2 separate regions of the Homo sapiens genome follow, and region 1 is linked to region 2. A link is an interaction called in ENCODE POLR2A ChIA-PET data of the cell type or tissue named here. Cell type or tissue: Panc1. All regions are shown on one strand. Links, peaks and the distances in the headings refer to the core of each region. The heading gives the core; the rest is flanking DNA.

Region 1 (10,214 bases), core at 766-8,765, 81 kb before region 2:
AATGGATAAATATATCGTGGTATATCCAAACAATGGAATATTACCCAGCAATAAAATAAAATAAACTTTTGATACATGCAGCATTATGGTTGGATCTCAATATAATTAATCTGACAAACTTCAGACAAACTTAAAATTCTAGAAATGCACATTAATCTGTAGTCATAGATGGTCAGATGGCTTCACAGCTGCATTTCAATGCTTATCAAATGCTATGCCTTAAACATGTGCAGCTCATTGCTTGTCAAATTACAACTCAAAAAAATGTTAGAAAGAATTATCTCTTTGGTATTTCCACAGAATTTTGTTTTAAATCTCTATTACAGTGTTACCTTTGAAGTTAGAAACTTTAGAGTTAGAAGGCCTGGGATGGAGTCCCATTTCCATTAATTATTAAGCATGTGACTTTAGGGAAGTTAAAATCAGTTTTGTCATCTATAAAATGGATATAACTAAAGTGCTTCTCTCAGAATATTGTTCAGACGATTGAATGTATCAACTTGGCACATTGCCTATCAACTGGTGAGTGCTCAAAAATATCCATTGCTGTGATCAGTAATGCCACAGGGTGACCATTTAAGGACAGAGTCCATGTTTTATCCATCCTTATGTTCCTACTATGTTACTGTTGAACAAAGTACACTCTCAATTACAGCTACATAGGAGGAATAAATTCCGGTGTTCCGTACCACCATAAGATGACTGTAGCACACAATAATATATTATATAGTTTAAAATATCTAGAAGGAGAATATTGAATATTCCCAACACAAAGAAGTGATAAATGTTTGAGATATGAATATGGTAATTACCCTAATCTGATCTCTATATATTATATCATTGAAACATCACAATGTACCTACAAATATGTACAATTATTACTTGTCATTTAAAAAAATAAAAAATTGAGTAGGTTAAACTGGCTTATTATTGCAAACTGCCAGAGTATATTTAGCCATTCCTTGGCATTTGATCATTTGGAGCATTTTCAGTTAGTTTTTTTAATGTTCAGACATACACAGCTATAATATGTTGGCACAGTAATCATACAAACCCTCTCTTCCCCCATTTCAACTTACTTCTTGGGATATATTCTCAGGAATATTATTATCAGAAAGAGCATGATGAAAATATTGGATCGTGGTGGCTATTTTATTTTGTCTAGGATGTTTTCCCATTTCCTGTCTTCTTGTTCACCTCCCTTTTCTTCAGGAAATGCACAAGGAGGAGTGTGGTCCAGGGAGTGGTCATTTATAGTGCTCACCTTCACTGGATGGGCTCCTCATTCTCCTGTATTCCTCTGGGAAATGACTGATTTGTCAGTGTTGGGGGAAGGACATGTGACCTGAGTCTGTCCAATCAGTGTCCATGTTGGAGAGGGAAAGATTCAGTCCTCTGTTTCTCTTGGATCTTGAGATATAGGATGCAGGCCTTAGATGGTCAACAGCTCAGTCTTCAATGGTGTGAGCTACTCTAGGGTCCTTCAAAATTACAGAGGAATGCAATTTTTACTTACTTCAGAAAGTCTTGAACAATATGATTGGTTTTGTGATGTTTTTCTCTAAATCTTACTCAATTTGCTGTCCTGAAAGATTACTCATTTGCAATGTCACTAGCAGGGGATGAGTCAACCGACATCCCCATTGCCCCACATACATGGTTTTAGAATTTTTAAATTGCCTTTACTAATTTAATACGTATGAGGGTCATCTAAGTTTAGAATTCTGGACCTATGTATACATGTGCTATGTTATATATATATATATATATATATGAAAGAAATACATCAGCTTATCTTAACCGTTCATCATTAAAATGGTTGGAAAAAAAAGAATTCTGGACCTATAGCCCATCTTGTCACATATTGCTTTTCTCAGACTCCTTCAGAAATGCAACACAGAGGACTCTAGCCCAACGCATAATCTACACTCCAAACTGAAGTTTCTCCTTCAAACTTTGTCTGCTTTACCATCCTGATGAGCTTGCCTTCACATTAACTCAATGACCCATGTTGCCCTGTTCACCGAAATCCTGAAACCAACACTGAGGTAGTCCTGGAGCCTGGCTGTGGCTCTGCCCAACTTTCCTGAGCCACCTCCACTCCTTGCTACTACTGGTCACAGTGGAGAGATACACAGAGGACAACAGGCAAGGAAAAAAGAGAGCTGAAGATTATCATTATTTCCTCACTCTTTTCATCAAAGATATTATCTCCTGGTCCTGAAATAGTAGTGAGTGAAGCATTGTTATTACATAGCTACCATTTATTAGTGCTTATTAGGAGCTGGATCTTATGTTTTTTATTTTATTTTATTTTTTGAGATGGAGTCTCGTTCTATCACCTAGGCTGGAATGCAGTGGTGCCATCTCGGCTGACTGCAGCCTCCGACTCCCAGGTTCAAGTGATTCTCCTGCCTCAGCCTCCAGAGCAGCTGGGATTACAGGCACCCGCCACCCTGCCAGGCTAACTTTTGTATTTTTAGTAGAGATGGGGTTTCACCATATTGGCCAGGCTGGTCTGGAACTCCTAACCTCAGGTGATCTGCCCACCTCAGCCTCCCAAAGTGCTGGGATTACAGGCATGAGCCACCATGCCCAGCCGGGTCTTATGTTTAAATACAGTCATTTTAACCCTCATAACAATTCCAGGTTGGTGTTGCTATCCTAGTGAACGGATAATGAAACTAAGTTTAGGGGAGGTTAAACTTCACATGTTAGTAAAGAACAGAGCCAAGATTTGACCCCAGATACCTGACCTTCCTGACACGAAGCATGATGCTTTGCAGAGACAGCCCCATTCTAAGGCAGGATGCTTGGCAGTGGCCCTCTCCCCGTGACAGATACAGAAAGGTGATAGACACTTTACAAACATGCTTCTTAAGAAGAAAAATACTACGGTCACCAAAAATAAATAAATTATATACACAGCTTTGGGATCAAGGTAACTATCTTGAATGCCTTTTGTTGCTGCAGGGAAATCGATCAAAAGAAAAGGAACGCATCCATGCACGTGATCTTAATAGATTTTAAATGATCCTTGAGACACCAAATGCTACACCAAAATGCTTCCAAGCTCTAAAGTGACTAGTGAAATTATTTTGCGCAGACAATTTAAAATGTTAGTTATATTTCTATTCCAAATGTGCTACATTTGTAATTTATGATATGTTGTGATCCTTTGTATTAGCAATATATGTATAAAACTTAATTTGGAACTCGGAGTCTAAGTTTTCTGTTTTAGGATACAGTGGAGGGCAGTAGTTGTATATTTTGTCAGGCACACAAATACCCAATTATAAACTTTTTCCTAAGTCAAAATATTAATGCTATATTAAAATTTCTAGTATCTTATATAATAATACCCCATTTGTCCCTTTCAGCTGCTCCTTGACACCCTCCTGAGATACCAGACAATAAAAAATGTAGATTTTAAAAAGTAACCATCACCTTATGCTTTATAATAAGCCACAATTTTGTGCTGTTCTTATTCTATTAAAGACAATCGCTACAATATATAAACATGGTTAGGTAAGTGACAAAAATTCAATGGTTTCTAATTACTGTGAAAAACTTGGATTAGTTTTTCTTCCAAGATTAAGTGTCAGACTTCTCTAAATCTTTTAAAAATATATACATTATTCTCTGTTCTTGTTTCCATCATTTCGCTTGAGATTTTTCAGAGCACTTTTGCTGTCAGTCTTTTGCCATTTTAAAATAAGACCTTTCACTACCTGTATCCAGTGTCAAAAAGTCCCTGGGTATAACTCCTATTAATAATTGAGAGTCCTGGTGGCTTTCTTTCTCTGCTTTTTAGTATTCAGCTAACTTATCTCTGCCAAAGAGAATTAATAACAAGCTGGCTAGTATACATTTTAAATGAGCTATGCATATTAAAAGGATTATTAAAATGTTACATGAGATATATACTCAAAGGTAGAAACAATCATACATGAAAAGCAAGAACGTTCTAATACTACATTCTATGAATAAACAGGAAAGACATGGCAGAGGTTCACTGGTTTGCTGACACTAACAGCAATGAAGTCAAGAGAAGAGCTGGTACCTCACTAATAATAACCTTAGGGGCCACTCATGAGCAGGTTTGCAAATAACTAACACTTGAGTTACACGACCACCTGGCCTAACCTGAATGATATTGATCCATGTGACATTTAATAACAGTGTAATTATACAGCCTTTTAACCTTTTCAAATGCAGCTCCAATTTGAGATAAGAAAAACGACAAATCTACATATTTTTCCTCTATGATATTTGCATAAAGCTGAATAGTTGTATCTGTGAATAAATATTTATAATGACAGAATAGAATGTTTCATTAGGAACAAGACTGCCATTTTACTGATTCACTTACTTCTGTTGTATATCCATGTCATACCTGTTTTTGCCTTTGTAATTTTACACTTTATTTTAAACTACACATCAAATTTACTCAGGGATTTGACGATCAGCTAGTTTCCTCACTTGCAAAATAAAAGGAGAGTAAGGTAGATTATTTGTATTCAAACTGTTTTTAAGATATTTTTCAACATATGCAAAAGATAAGCTAGAGCTGGTATGGCTGATATGGGATAGATAGGGACTTTCTCCCAGGGAGAATGCTGATTCTCCTTCCCCTCCACCCTGCAAGAGCTCCAGGGAATCTAGTTAAAAACAAAGCAAAGCAAAGATACTTACAAGAACTAAGAAGTAAGGTTAGCAAGGTCACAGAATACAAGATTAATATAGCAATCCAATAATAAAATTAATAAAACGTATTGTTTCACAGTAGTAATATTCAAAAGAATAAAATACTTAGGAATAAAGTTAATGAAACAAGGATAAGACCTTTATACTAAAAACTATAAAACATTATTGAGAGAAATTAAAGACCTAAATAAATAGCGATATATGTGTTCGTGGATTGAAAGAGTTAATATTAAGATGACAGTACTCCCCAAATTAAACAATCAAGTCTATAAAATTCTTATCAAAATCCCAGTAGGTTTTCTGTAGATGTTGACAGACATATCCTAAAATTTAGATTAAAATCTAGATTAAAAAACACCTAAAATAGTTTAAAAGAATTCCAAAGAAAAAGACTGGAGGACTACACTACCTGGTTTCAAAACTTACTATAAAATTCCAGAAATTAACACAGTGTGGCTTTGGCATAAAGATAGATATATAAATTAATGTGAAAACAACAGAATTCAGAAATAAATGCACATATATATATATGGTCAGTTGATTTTTGACAAAGATTCCAAAGCAATTCAATGTAGGGGAAGAACAATCTTTTTTTTTTTTTTAAAAAAAAGCTGGAATAATTACATCTATGTATGTATCTATCAATTTATCTAAAGGAACATAGGCCCTTACCTCACACAATAGACAAAAATTAGCTCTAAATGAAACATAGACCTAGGTGTAAAACTACAACTATAAACTTTTAGAGGAAAACATAGGTAAAAAATTTTGTAACCTTAGGTTAGTCAAATATTCATTAGATATGACACTAAAAGCACAATCCATTTTTAAAATAATAACTTGGACTTCACCACTATTAAAAACTTTTCCTTTTTAAAAATGGTAAGACAAACCACAGGCTGGGAAAAATACATGCAAATGATGTATCTAAAAATTGACACATATTCAGAATATATAAAGAAAACCTACAACTCAATAAGACAACACACTGGGCATGGTGGCTCACGTCTGTAATCCCAGCACTTTGGGAGGCTGAGGTGGGCGGGTCCCCTGAGGTCAGGCGTTCGAGACCAGCCTGGCCAACATGGTGAAACCCCATCTCTACTAAAAATACAAAAAAAAATTAGCCGGGCATGGTGGCACACACTTATAGTCACAGCTACTTGGGGAGGCTTAGGCAGGAGAATCTCTTGAACCTGGGAGGCAGAGGCGGCAGTGAGCCAAGATCACGCCACTGCAATCCAGCCTGGGCAACAGAGTGAAACTCCATCTGAAAAAAAAAAAAAAAGACAACACAACACAAAATGACTAAATGATTTTAATAGATATTTTATCAAAGAAGACATACAAATGACTAATAAGCATGTGAAAAATGCTCAAGATTTTTGGTTTCTGGTCCAACATGTGTAAAGCTTGGAAGTTATCACTTCCATCCTCACAATAAGAAGAAAGCTGAACAAATTGAAAATCAACAGCTCTTCTTAGATCCATCAGGTAATTGAGGCCACAGGGCAAACTGCTGCCCCTGAAATGGCAGAGACAGGTAAATACAGAGTATCACAGCATACTGGGAACAGAAGTTGCTACTGGAGACAATACTATAGATAATGGACTAACTGTTGGATATTGAGCCTTGGACTAGTTTGAGAGAACACTTCCTGGAGATCCAGCTTTAGGGATCATCAGTTTTACCTCTAGGAGTCCCATAAGGTTTTCAGGGTAAAGAACAGAGAAAAATCCCCTCATGCTCTGGTAGGGGAGATAAAGACGGGGAATAATCATTTTGAAATACACATAGAGCATTCTGTTCTCCTTAACAAAGGCTTGTTCTCAAGGGATCTATTTTAATAGTATCTAGCTTGTTTGAGTTTTACTAGACTCTAACTGACTCTGGAGAAGGAAAATACCCAACTTCAGCCTCCTCAAGGCTTTGATGTGGGAGAAAGAAACTATAAGACTCAGACACTATTTGAGAAGGAGTCTCTAGGGAAACCCGAAGACAACAGAGAAAAACAAGGACACTAGGGGAAATTTTATTCTTTCACACCTACTACAATAGCAATAGTAAACACAGTCTATATACTAATCAGATAAACATAAAGCCTCACATGAAAGGTCTGTTTACCACAGTACCATTTACTTGATACAGTATGTTTGGCTTTCAACAAAAAGTTACAAAGCATGCTAAAGGCAAAAAACAAACAAAAAAACCCCCATAGTCTGAAGAGACAAGCAAACCATATTCAGACACAGTAGATTTTGAAAGTATCAGAACATTAAAAATAACCATGATTAATATGCTAAGGTGCTAAGAGGTCTAATGAAAAAGTGGACAACAAGAAAGAATGGATGAGTTATATAAGCAGAGAGTTGGAAATGCTAAGAAAGAATAAAAGGAAATGCCAGGAAAGAAACCACTTGTAACAGAAATGAAGAGTGCCAGTAGACTAGATACAGTAGAGGAAAGAATCATTGAGCCTGAAGATATGTCAATAAAAATTTTCTAAACCAAAAAGCAAAGAGAAAAAAGAATTTTTAAAAATGGAACAGAATACCCAAGAACTATAAGACAATTACAAAGGGTGTAACTATATGTAACAGGGTTGCCAAAAGGAGAAGAAAGAGAAAGGAACAGAAGAAATATTTGAAGTAATGATGGCTGAAAATTTTTCAACATTTTCAAAACCACAGATCTAGAAAGCTAGGATAACACTGAGTAGGGTAAATACCAAAAATGCACACCTCCACATAATAATCAAACTGCAGAAAACTAAAGACAAAGAGAAAATCTAGAAAGAAGCCAGGGGAGGGAAATACACTTTACCTACAGAGGAACAAAAATAAAAATGACATTGGATTTCTTTTCAGAAACCATGCAAGCAAGAAAAGCATGTGGTGAAATATTTAAAGAATTGAAAGGAAAAAAAAATCTACCTAGAAGTTTGTACCCAGTGAAATTATCCTCCAAAAGTGAAGGAAAAATAAAGACTTTATCAGAAAAAAGAATTGATGTAGACCTACCTTGCAAAGAAGGATTACAAGAAGTTCTTCAGAGAGGAGGAAAATGGTGTAGGTCAGAAACTTGGGTCTGCATAAGCAACAGGGAGCATCAGGAAAGAAGTGTAAGTAACATAAAATATTTTATTTTTCATATTAACGGATATAATACATTGTTCAAAATAACAATGAAGCAATATATCTGATGATCACAGCTTATGGACAAATGAATGACAGCTGTATTATAGGGATGGGATGCCCTCCTCTTTCCTTTCCCTCTTGGGAAATGGTGAGGAGCCATTTAGATCATGGAAATGGTGAGGAGCCTCTTGGGAAATGGTGAGGAGCCATTTAGATCATGTGGACAGGGATGAAACGATGAGTAGAAGGAACCTGGGTCCCTAATGTTACAGATTACCATATGAGCTCTAGATATTATTTGAAGGTCCCCATTAGAATTAGCTGAGCCTCTACCTAGCAAATACAAGAGCCTAGTACCAGTAGAGAAGTGTGAGAGGAATCCCGAGTGTGCAGGGTTAAAGGGGGATCAGAGAATGAAGGTAGCTCAGGTGCACCATTCTCATCAGTAGGTTGTCAATAAAAGAGCCACGAGAGAGAGAGAAGAGAACTTGAAGAGACAATAAAGGACACAATTTGCTGCTTTCTGAATCACTGATGAATCTGAGTCAGTTAAGGTATAAATGCTTCAAAAATAAATAGTATGAATGGCAAGAATGGACTCTTGTTAAGTACTTTCTAATAGTAGAATTTGCATTTATTATAAACCTGCATCGATGTTGCACTTTTATCAAAATTAAAGCCATTAAGTCAAATAATCCTAGTTTAATTATGAATAAGAGATGTATTAATCAACTACTGTAAGTACATTGTCACATTATTTAAAGAAAACTAAAAAATCATTTTGACAAGGAGATCATGTGCCAAACTTAATAAACATAGCCAGGACAATTTGGGTTGCTTAAAGATTTTTAAAAACAAATTTGTATGGAGATTTTTGCAGCATGGATATGGATATAGATATAGATAAGTAGATATATATATATATGAAACAAGATCATTAGCAATGTTTAGGTCTGGTTTATGGGATTAGGTAATAAATTTTCTTTTTGTATTTTTTACATTTTTGATCTTTTTTTAAGTTCAAATCATGTTATTAAATTATTATTTTTTTAATTTTATTATTATTATACTTTAAGTTTTAGGGTACATGTGCACAATGTGCAGGTTTGTTACATATGTATATATGTGCCATGTCGGTGTGCTACACCCATTAACTCATTATTTAGCATTAGGTATATCTCCTAATGCTATCCCTCCCCCCTCCTCCCACCCCACAACAGGCCCCGGTGTGTTATGTTCCCCTTCCTGTGTCCATGTGTTCTCATCGTTCAATTCCCACCTATGAGTGAGAACATGTGGTGTTTGGTTTTCTGTCCTTGCGATAGTTTGCTGAGAATGATGGTTTCCAGCTTCATCCATGTGCCTAAAAAGGACATGAACTCATCCTTTTTTATGGCTGCATAGTATTCCATGGTGTATGTGTGCCACATTTTCTTAATCCAGTCTATCATTGTCGGACATTTGGGTTGGTTCCAAGTCTTTGCTATTGTGAATAGTGCTGCAATAAACATACGTGTGCATGTGTCTTTATAGCAGCATGATTTATAATCCTTTGGGTATATACCCAGTAATGGGATGGCTGGGTCAAATGGTATTTCTAGTTCTAGATCCCTGAGGAATCGCCACACTGACTTCCACAATGGTTTAACTAGTTTATAGTCCCACCAACAGTGTAAAAGTGTTCCTGTTTCTCCACATCCTCTCCAGCACCTGTTGTTTCCTGACTTTTTAATGATTGCCATTCTAACTGGTGTGAGATGGTATCTCATTGTGGTTTTGATTTGCATTTCTCTGATGGCCAGTGATGATGAGCACTTTTTAATGTGTTTTTTGGCTGCATAAATGTCTTCTTTTGAGAAGTGTCTGTTCATATCCTTCACCCACTTTTTGATGGGGTTGTTTGTTTTTTTTTCTTGTAAATTTGTTTGAGTTCTTTGTAGATTCTGGATATTAGCCCTTTGTCAGATGAGTAGGTTGCAAAAATTTTCTCCCATTCTGTAGGTTGCCTGTTCACTCTGATGGTAGTTTCTTCTGCTGTGCAGAGCTTCTGCACAGCAGAAGAAACTACCATCAGAGTGAACATTTTTGATCTTTTTTAAAAGAGGAAAAATAAATATTTAAAATTTATCATTCTTGGGTGTTTCTTAGAGTGGGGGATGTGGCAGGGTCATAGGATAATAGTGGAGAGAAAGTCAGCAGATAAACACATGAACAAAGGTCTCTGGTTTTCCTAGGCAGAGGTCCCTGCGGCCTTCCGCAATTTTTGTGTCCCTGGGTACTTGAGATTAGGGAGTGGTGATGACTCTTAACGAGCATGCTGCCTTCAAGCATCTGTTTGACAAAGCACATCTTGTACCGCCCTTATTCCA
Region 2 (10,214 bases), core at 1,346-9,345:
CACTTTGGTTTACTACTCTATAATTATTGGAAGGATTGGTACAATTAGTTGAAAATACTTCAAATATGTCTGATTCAGTGATTCTTTGAAAAAATTATTTGGAGTGGAGTGATGCCATTGACATTGTGGGAAAAATTCTTAAAATGTGAACTTTGCTATAATTCAAAGAGGTATCTTCCTAAGATTGAGAAAGAGAGGCAATATGGTCTAACTCATTTTCAAAACTTTCTGACCTTCACCCTTAGTAAGATACATATTTTACATCGTGACCCAATATATACATTCTATCTATCTATTGATAGGTCAATCAATCATCTATCTAGAACTAAAAAGTGTCACAAAACAATACCTAGTTAACTAGATTTGATGCACTCTATATTTTCTGGGCTATTCTATTCCATTTCTTTTTAAATACTGTTTGTGATCCATAGTTTGAAAAATGCTGGATTCATGAAAAATGAGCTAGGAGACAGACTTCGTACAAATCTCTGTCCCATGATTACCCCTTTCTACGAGCTTGCCTAGTTAATTCTTTCCTTTGAATCTTGTTTTCTTCATCTATAAAGTGAATGGGGTTGTTTTACTAAGTAAAGACAATTACATGTGAAGTGATTGGCACGTAAGAGGCACTCAATAAATCAATAAATGATAAGGTAGCAGGATAATGTTTTCTAATATTAATCAAGTGTTTTCCACTACATTTCCTTACGCGCTTTGTCGTCTATTATGAAGGCAAGGTTGTTACAGAACTGCTAGACTGTTCTTACCTGTTTGGTCTTTCAGTTAATTGATTCAGTGTCTCTTTCTCTTTCTCTGTCTCTCTCCCTCCCTCCCAGACATCTGTCAGCAGTCCAACAGTCCAAGCAGGGTCCAAGGACAATGTAGACAGCCCTGGGCCTCTGCCTTACTTCCTGTGCTCACAGCAAGCTTAGCCTCTTTGGCTCTCCCTCCTTGGTGACCACATTCTTTATCTGCTGTTCCCCATGGAGGGCAGCTGTGTTCCTCTTTTTCCCTAGGACCTTAGAGTCAGTGCCCAGCTTCTGAGTGCCCAGTTATTCTCCTTTCCCAAGATGCTGCTGCTCAGGTTTTCCACAGTTTGCCTCTTCTGGGCTGGCCCCTCTGGCCCTCCAGACACACTTCTCTAGGTACATAGCTGATATGCCACAATTTAATTAGCCATTCCCTAAACACTGCATGTTTAGATCACCCATTTTTGTGGTGTTTTGTTTTTGTTTTTTTGCTAAATTAGAAAATTTTGCAATAAATAAAATCGTGCCTTTAGTCGTTTAAAATTTTTGGTCTGGTTAAGTTTTCACTAGAAAAATTGCCATAAATATATCAAATGTCATCAAATTTGGTACCTTTTTAAAGTTAAGAAATGAAAAAAATCCATATAAACATAGTTTACACATGTATATATCTCTATATAAATATAGGTATATATGTATACTTTTCTTTTTACCAATAAGAGCTTATATAATTCAGAAGGGGATTCCTCCACTCTTCATGATGAATTTAATATGGTCATCTTTACTTCACCGCTAGCCAAATTACAGTCTCTGTGCATCATATAACAAATTCCTAATGACATCACAAGTTATTTGACATCACAAATTCTGTATTCCATTCCTATATACATAATATGTAGATGCCAGTCTTCTATTTTACTACTCATTTACAAATAGTGGCTTTTCAATAAAATTACCCAGGTAAATTTTTATTCATATCTACAATGAATAAGCATTCTTTCTGTGTAGTGTTCTCAACCCTAGAAATCAATATATTACAATTCTGTAGTTCTTTCTCAGTGTTATGCTAGAATTCATGAAGTCAGCAATCTCCTATTCCTGTAGACATAGTGAAGATGCAAGAGCAAAAGTGAAAGTGAGAGACGAGGAACGAAAGACATCCACTAAGCCTGGGTTTCAGTGAGCTCACCAACCATTTCTTCATGTCTCTTTACCCCTAACAATTATTTAGCACTTGATCACATCATCACACAGTCCATATGATTCCCAGATTATGGTGGCTAAAATATCCAGAAACAGATTTTCTTGTCTTAATGAAACAATCAAATTCAATATATGGAAGTTAGCCTATTCTGCATCAACCAGAAAGTAGTCACTTCCTAACTGCATATGACAGACAGAAAAAGTACTAAAGGAAGTTATATACAATGAAACCATTAAATGCAGATTTGCCACAAGGCAAGATGGTAATACTTGAACATTATGAAGTGCAGAAACTGCACAAGCACATTATATTTTAAACACTTCATCTATTTAACAAACTATGTACCCTCTTCAGCTAAATAAGATGAATTGAGATTCAAGAGGCAGCACCATACTAGCAAATCTCATCCTAAAGGCATCCATTAATATAAATCAACAGCAGCAATTTGGTTTGATCACTTATTTGCAAGAATCATTAAGGTTTATTAGCATAATTGTTCCCTCTGGGATTTCATGTCGAGAAAATGAAGAATGGCATTATCAATATTTAAAAGATAAGTGTGTAATGTTCAGAGTATTTCAACAGTCATCTGCAGGTGGTGTCCAGCTGCAGCAAATTAGATTAGATTTGGGCATTTTTCTGAACGAAAGAAAAATTGTTTTGTTCTAATTGCTTTATTTTATAAAGCAATACCATTTCGTAAATAATTTTTACTGTATAGCTACACTTAACAGTGCACATCTATTAACATGCTTTATTTCAGATCAGCAACTCTGTTAAGTTCAACCCTGTTATATTGTAACTACTGGGGGACATTAATCAGTATAATTCATCATCCATTATAAGGAAAAGCTCCTTCCCCTCAGTACTCTAGACATTTTAGTCTAGACTTGTAGGTAAAAAGTTGTTTTCTAGAGGGAAATGAACGAGAAGACTTCCTTGTAATGTTGGGAAGGCATAAGTCCTCCCTTAACAATGAAGTATCATTTATGATAGTAATAATTTATTACTAGAAATAATATTTAAATGTAATAATTGTTTTTTAATAATGACATGCAATGGAATGTTATTTAGTGATAAAAATAAATGAGCTATCAAGTCACATAAAGATTTGCAGGAACCTTTAAATGAGTTTTGCTAAGGGAAAGATGCCGGTCTGAAAAGGCTACATACTGTATGATTCCAAAGATACGACATTCTGGAAAAGGCAAATCTATAGAAACAATAGAAAGATTAGTGGTTCCCAGGGGTTTGGGAGGAAGGAGTGAGGGAGAAATGAATAGGTAGAACACAGAGACTTTTTAGGCAGTGAAACTATTCTGTATGATACTGTAATAATAGATATATGACAATATGTCTCAATTTTCTGACCTCAAGCAACCTTCTTGCCTCAGTCTCCCAAGTAACTGGGATTACAGGTGCAAGCCACCACTCCTGGCCAGATACATGACATTATGTATTTCTCAAAACCCACCTGGGAGCAGTGGCTCATGCCTATACTCCCAGCACTTTGGGAGGCCAAGGTGGGTGTATGACTTGAGGTCAGGAGTTCAAGACCAGCCTGGCCAAACTGGTGAAACTCCGTCTCCACTAAAAATACAAAAATTTGCTTGTAGTCTCAGCTACTTGGGAGGCTGAGGCAGGAGAATCGCTTGAACCTGGGAGGTAGAGGTTGCAGTGAGCCGAGATCATGTCACTGCACTACAGACTGGGCAACATAGCCAGACTTCATCTCAGAAAAAAAACAAAACAAATCCTCATAGACCTGTACAAAACAAAGAGTGAACCCTAATGTCAATTACGAACTTAATCATATTAATATTGGTTCGTCAAGTGTAACAAATGTACTACACTAATATGTAATGCTAAAAATAGGGGAAATTGTATGGGTGCGGTGGGGAGGAGAGGTGAGACGGGGAATTCTCTGTATTCTGTCAATTTTTCTGTAAACCTAAAACTGCTTCGAAAAAGGAGCAAAGTCTATTAAAAATGTAGTAATTGTTAGGATAATTTTTTAAAGGTTAAAATCAGCTAATTGTTACAATTGATTAAATTTGTCTTGGATTTAGGTCAATATTCTGGCCAAAAATCTTTTTCTCAGATTACCTATGAAATTATATGAATCCTTCTACCATATCCAAGGGTATACTGGAAATGAGGAATTATAACTGAAGTTCCCTTTAGAGACGAAAGTCTTCATTTCGAGAAGTAAACAGTAAAAAACATACATGTTTGCTGAAATACTTTGCAATGTCACTATTTCACTATTAGGAATTAACAAATTAAACCCCACACTCTATTGAATGTGTTATACCCTGTTCAACCCTGAACCCATGCCTGTCTCCTGTCTCTTCTATACAGTGCCCAACCCTTTGCGGAGATGGATATGCCAAGAAGAGAAATTTATAGCAGGCTGCCTGCTTTGCTCCATTCCAGATCAATTTACACAGAACACCCAGAGGGCAGGTTTACGCCTTCTCTCCATTTCTCTCAAACAGTGATGGCAATGAGTGGAGTACTAGAGACAACATAGATATGCAACCACGGGATAAATGACCAAAGGACAGAGAGACGAGCGACCTCAGTTGTATGATGGAACCAAGAGAAGTCGCTGATTTTTAGTTGTTTTGATCTGGTTGTAAGGATGGGGTGACAACTTCCAAGCTTTTACACGTCAGCACTGAAACTGCAAGTCCCATTTGTTATTAATCTTTAAGCAGACATATTGCTACAGAAGACGGACTCCAAATTAGAATAACACAAAGTTATACCACTAATCACCTTATACAAATATTTTAGTGTTGACAAGATTTCTCTGAATGTATCATTTCTAAAATCAGTATATCTAATTTCTCTGATCCATTATCATTCTTAAACTTCCCATTTAAAATGGACTTTAGTGTCTAACCTGCCTATGGAATGAACCAGATCAACATCCTGCCATCATGTAACGTGCTCTCTCTTGGTACCTGGACCACATAGCAGAGTAAGATTCATGTGGCTCATAGATTTTAGTCCCAAAATTTACCAGCAGCTTCTGCGGGGGGGGGGGGGGGGCGGGGGGGTGAAGTGAAGGCTGCTGGAAGCTCGTGCTACCCTCAGTGCCTCACAACCCAGCAAAGGGGACAGCGACCTGGACTCCCATTGCTGAGGATTAAACCAGTCATCGTCCCTAGCAGAGACCTGGCTGACTAGGCACTTAGTGTGCGGGATGCTCCATGCGTGGAAATTTCCTTCGGCTCCATGCATTAGGCAGTAGTTTGCGTATTTCTCTGTGCGCAGTCTCCACAGTCCCGAACTTGGCTCCCAAACCCACTGAAACCACAGTTCGGCCGCTGGAGGGAAATCGAGCTTCCCTAGCCCACTGCAAAGTGCTTGGGTCAGGCCACAGTCTGAACTTCCCGCTTTTCTAGTTTAGACCTATAGAAGTAGCCCTCCTGCCCTGGTCCTAAGAAGCTCAATGCCGATTGTATCTTATCGCGTCCAATGGGAGGCCACGTTCTGCGTGGGTCACTTTTGGTCGAGCGGAGGGCGCGCAGCTCCACCGTTGCCAAGACGCCGCGTAAACACCCGAGCGCGCGCAGCCAGGTGCGCTCCTTGGGGCTGCTGGCTGCTGCGTTTGCGGCGGGAGGTGGTGGCCGCGGTCCCACGAGAGGGGGTATTTTTCGTCAGCCAAGATGGTGAGCCAGTTGGGGGACTTGAAACTACTTGTTTATTGTTGATTTAATTCTAGTTTGGCGCTCATCTGCTTCTAAAAAAGGATTTTAAGTGCTTAATCTGGTCATTAATTGGGGAACTTGTATTTGCTTTCGGAGGCTTCAGGTGCTATTAGAAGGGACGCTCGCGGTGGTTTCCAGCTTTTTTGGCACTTTTCGCATAGTGTATTAAATACATCTTTAAATCTGCCCAATAGAACCTCTGAAGAAATAAGTAGATATAAAAGTGTAGGAGAAAGCGAATTGATAAATAGCGGCGAATTGACCTATTACATTTATGTTAGGAAAATCTGACCAGCTTCTGAACAGCACTTTATGGCCCTGTGGTGGTAGTCGTGGTGGTGGTGGTGGTGGGTGGAATGAGGGGAGGAGAAATTCCCTGGTGGTAGTAAAGATCTGGGTCTGTAGGGTGCGATTAATCCTAGCACAGCTATTTATTAGCTGCAGAACCTTGGGTAAAGTTACTTTTCATGTTTCATCTATAAAATAGGTAATAATAACAGTACCTATTTAATCGATATGTGAACATATTTACCACGTTTACTTTTTATTCGGTATACTCCTTTGAATTTAGGAAGGAAGCCAGGCTCTTCGTATCCTTTCTTACTAAGGTTTATATCAATACATTTTTTAAAATTAGATTTTGGAATATCAAAATATGCATCTTTTTTTTTCTTCCATCGTAGGGTTCCAAAAGGAGAAATTTGAGCTGTAGTGAAAGGCATCAGAAATTAGTAGATGAAAACTACTGCAAAAAATTACATGTCCAAGCTCTAAAAAACGTCAACAGTCAAATCAGGAATCAAATGGTGCAGAATGAAAATGATAACCGTGTTCAGCGCAAGCAATTTCTCAGATTATTACAAAATGAACAATTTGAGTTGGATATGGAAGAGGCCATTCAAAAGGTAAGTTTTACTATTCATTGTTACTTTTTTTTTCATTTTGCACCTTGGAAACGATGAAAGTCAGCTGTTAATGCTGGAAATGAGTAGATAAACAACAGCAGCAGGTAAGTGATGCCTGATTGTGCCTCAGCTCGGTGTAATCGTAAAGACCTGGGTTTCTGGAGCCGGCCTGTCTTTGAATCCTACTACTGCTATACCTTAGCTACGGACCCTTGAGTAAGTTGCTTTTACTTTTTTTTTTTTTTGGATGGAGTCTTGCTCTGTCGCCCAGGTTGCAGTGCAGTGGCACGATCTTGGCTCACTGCAACCTCTGCCTCCGGGGTTCAAGCGATTCTTCTGCCTCAGCCTCCTGAATAGCTGGGACTATAGGCGCGCAACACCACGCCTGGCTAATTTTTTAATTTTTAGTAGAGACGGGGTTTCACCATATTGACCAGGCTGATCTCGAACTCCTAACCTCGTGATCCGCCCGCCTCGGCCTCCCAAAGTGCTGGGATTATAGGGGTGAGCCACCGCGCCCAGCCTGCTTTTATTTTTTATGCTTTTTCTATAAAATGGGGAATAAGAATAGTACCTCCTACTTAGGATTGTTTTAATAATGAGTTAATACATGCAAGACTCTTGGAATAGTGCCTGGTACAGAATAAGCACTCAGATTTTTTTTTAACATAAATATGAACTCTGTAATTACTACCAGTTTTGTTCATGTAAGTACAATTGTGTTGCCTTTCATAAATTTCTAAAAACAAAAATTTAGGGGTGCCTTTAAAAAATTTACTGAAATTAATGTATACATTATTAAGTGGTAGAAAATGAACCCTTAGGTATATCTCAACATTTTAAGGGATTAAGGTGGTAGAAAAGGGAAACTAATAAGAATTGAGACATGATAGAAGTGAATTCTCATAAATATATAAAAGGTATTCTGATATGTCAGTAGTTTTTGAGTAGCTGCTGTATGTTAAACATTTTGGAGGATTTTGTGGAGAATAACAAAAGCAAATTTAAAAAATGATATCCACCCTTCTGTGTTCCAAATTCAAAAGCTTAGATATGATTTTTTTTTTTAACTCTGAGAAAGCACATCTTAGGGGTTGGATATTTTTCCTATTCTTATTATTTTCTCTTTAATTTGAAAGAATATCCCAGGTATCACACCAACTCTTTCCTACATAGTTAAGTGTACATCTAACAAAATATGGATGTTTTCTTACATGGAGTACCATAATACTATTATCTCACCCATTCCATAAACACATTTCTGTGATTGTGTCAAAAATCTGCTTTTACAGTTGGTTTGTTTTAACCAAGATCCAAGGAACATTCATACGGTGTATTTGGTGGTTATGTCTGTTTAAGTCCCTCTTAATTGAAAACAGCCCCTCCTTCACCGTGTTTTTCTTTTTTGACTTCATGTTTTTAGCTTGCTAAACTAAGCCAGTTGTTTTATCCAGTAGCCCACATTCTGAATATACGTGTTTGCTTCCTCATGTTCCTTTAATTTATTTCCCTATCTGTTATATTTCCTCTAAATAGAACCTAGCCATAAAGACACAATTAGATTGCGGTCCACCTTTTTTGGCAAGAATACTCCATAGGTGATGCTGTCTTTGTCATTGTGTCACAACAGGGAACACATGAGGTCTGGTTGTTCCACTTTTAGTGATGCCAGTATTGATCAGTGGGTTTAGGAAGACAGTCTGGTTTCTCCACTGTAAAGGTTCCCATCAAACTTTCATCTGTGGTTTCACAAAAGAATTTTTTCTTTCATTAGTGGTTACAAAAACTGATTTTCTGATTCTTTTATTCCTTTCACATTTAATTAGCTGAAATTCCTCTGTAAAGAACTTCACCTTGGGCCAGCACAATTGCTCACCCATATAATTCTAGCACTTTGGGAGGCCAAGATGGAAGGATCTCTTGAGCCCAGGAGTTCAAGGCTGCAGTGAGCTATGATCTTGCCACCGCACTCCAGCCTGAATGACAGATACCCTGTTCCCCTGCCCCCACCCCACAAAAAAAAAAAAAAAAAAAAAAAAAAAAAAAAAAACAACAACAAAAAAACACTTTGTTATTGACTAGGGTTATTTATTCTTACTGAAAAAGGAGACAGTTAATTTTCAGAGTAAGGAATTGGTGTCCTATTTTCTTCCATTGGTGTCTACCTATGTTGTGGTTGTTTTTAAATTTTTGTTTTATTTAGTTTTTGACTTTGTCTCTTTTTAAAAATACCTTTATGGACTCATAGATATTTATGTACTTAATTGCATTTATTATTATTTTTGATGCTCAAATTATCTCATCCTTGGCCAATGGATGCCCTTTTATATTGCCTCTGTGTCGTTTTTTTTTTTTTTTTTTTTTTGAGACAGAGTCTTCATCTGTCTCCCAGGCTGGAGTGCAGCCGCACCATCTCGGCTCACTGCAACCTCCGCCTTCTGGGTTCAAGAGATTCTTCTCCCTCAGCCTCCCAAGTAGCTGAGATTACAGGCCTGCACCACCATGCTAGGCTAATTTTTGTATTTTTAGTAGAGATGGGGTTTCACGATGTTGGCCAGGCTGGTCTTGAACTCCTGACTTCAAGTGATCTGCCTGCCTCGGCCTCCCAAAGTGCTGGGATTACATGTGTCAGCCACTGCACCTGGCCCTCTGTGTCCTTTTGACAATATTTCCTTAATCTTTGATACCTTCCTTGCTTTTTGTCAAAACAAACTGTTCTAGGCTTGTGATAATTTTATGTGTCAACTTGACTGGGCCTTGGGGTTTCTAGGTATTTGATAAAACATCATTCTCGGTGTTTCTGTGAGGTTGTTTTGGATGAGATTAGCATTTAAATCCATAGACTGAGTATAAAGCACATTGCCCTCCCTAATATAGGTGGGCCTCATCCGATCAGTTGAAGGCCTGAATAGAACAAAAAGACTGACCTTCTTTTGAATAAGACAGAATTCTTCATGCCTGATTGCCTTTCAGCTGGGACATTTCCTTTTTTTCTAGTCATTGAACTCAAACTAAAACATTGGCTCTTTCTGGGTCTTGAGCCTGCTGGTTCTCAGGCTTTAGGACTCAAACTAGAACAAAACCATTAGTTCCTCAGCTTGCCAGCTCACCTTGCAGATCTTAGAACTTGCCTGCCTTCATAATCACTTACTCTGGAGAACCCTGACAAATACAAAATTTCTCTCTTATATTTTTTGTCCTACACCTGGAATCAGCCATTGTGCCAGGAAGCGCTGTTATCATTTAGTGGAAATAATATTTCAAGAAAACTTGGGTGCTAGGTTTACTCATAATTCTTGGGTTATCATTGCTTCCAGGTTTTTTCAGTGAACAAATCTTGGAAATATGCATATTTTTAACTTATTATTTTGAGATAAGTTTAGATTTATAGGAGAGTTGCAAAAACAGTGTAGAGAATTCACATATACCCTTCACCTGACTACTTCTTAACATCTTACACAGATGAAAATCATGGAAAAGTTATCAAAATGGAGAATTTAGCTTTCATGGAATACTGTTAACTGTGAGATTTATTCAGATTTCATCAGTTTGTCCACTAATGTGTTTTTGCTACTTGAGGACCATAGATTGCATTTAGTTGTCATGTATCCTTAGTTTTTAGCCTTGAGAGGAATGT

The links. Peaks named below come from ENCODE experiments on the same cell type or tissue, not always from the same donor. Only the 100,000 strongest peaks of a DNase experiment are listed, where the experiment ranks them.
Region 1: POLR2A ChIA-PET joins it to region 2 with 12 read pairs; 2 of 35 experiments call an interaction of 5 or more read pairs at or near these places.

The regions. Positions count from the first base shown.
Region 1 is chr15:56,541,174-56,551,387 of GRCh38, reverse strand. All of the region lies in intron 1 of LOC105370832 (a long non-coding RNA gene), which reads left to right. Among named protein-coding and RNA genes, the nearest start is that of MNS1, 81 kb to the right of the region's middle. In Panc1, for the core only: no CTCF peak of the experiment used is centred there; no DNase peak of the experiment used is centred there.
Region 2 is chr15:56,460,389-56,470,602 of GRCh38, reverse strand. It overlaps MNS1 (meiosis specific nuclear structural 1), which reads left to right and starts at 5,466. Exons shown (of 10, transcript NM_018365.4): 1 at 5,466-5,633; 2 at 6,356-6,577. The coding sequence starts at 5,631. RefSeq lists an enhancer at 1,914-1,963 and a silencer at 5,287-5,536. In Panc1, for the core only: no CTCF peak of the experiment used is centred there; a DNase peak (open chromatin) is centred at 5,432; H3K4me3 peaks cover 1,765 bases; H3K27ac peaks cover 954 bases.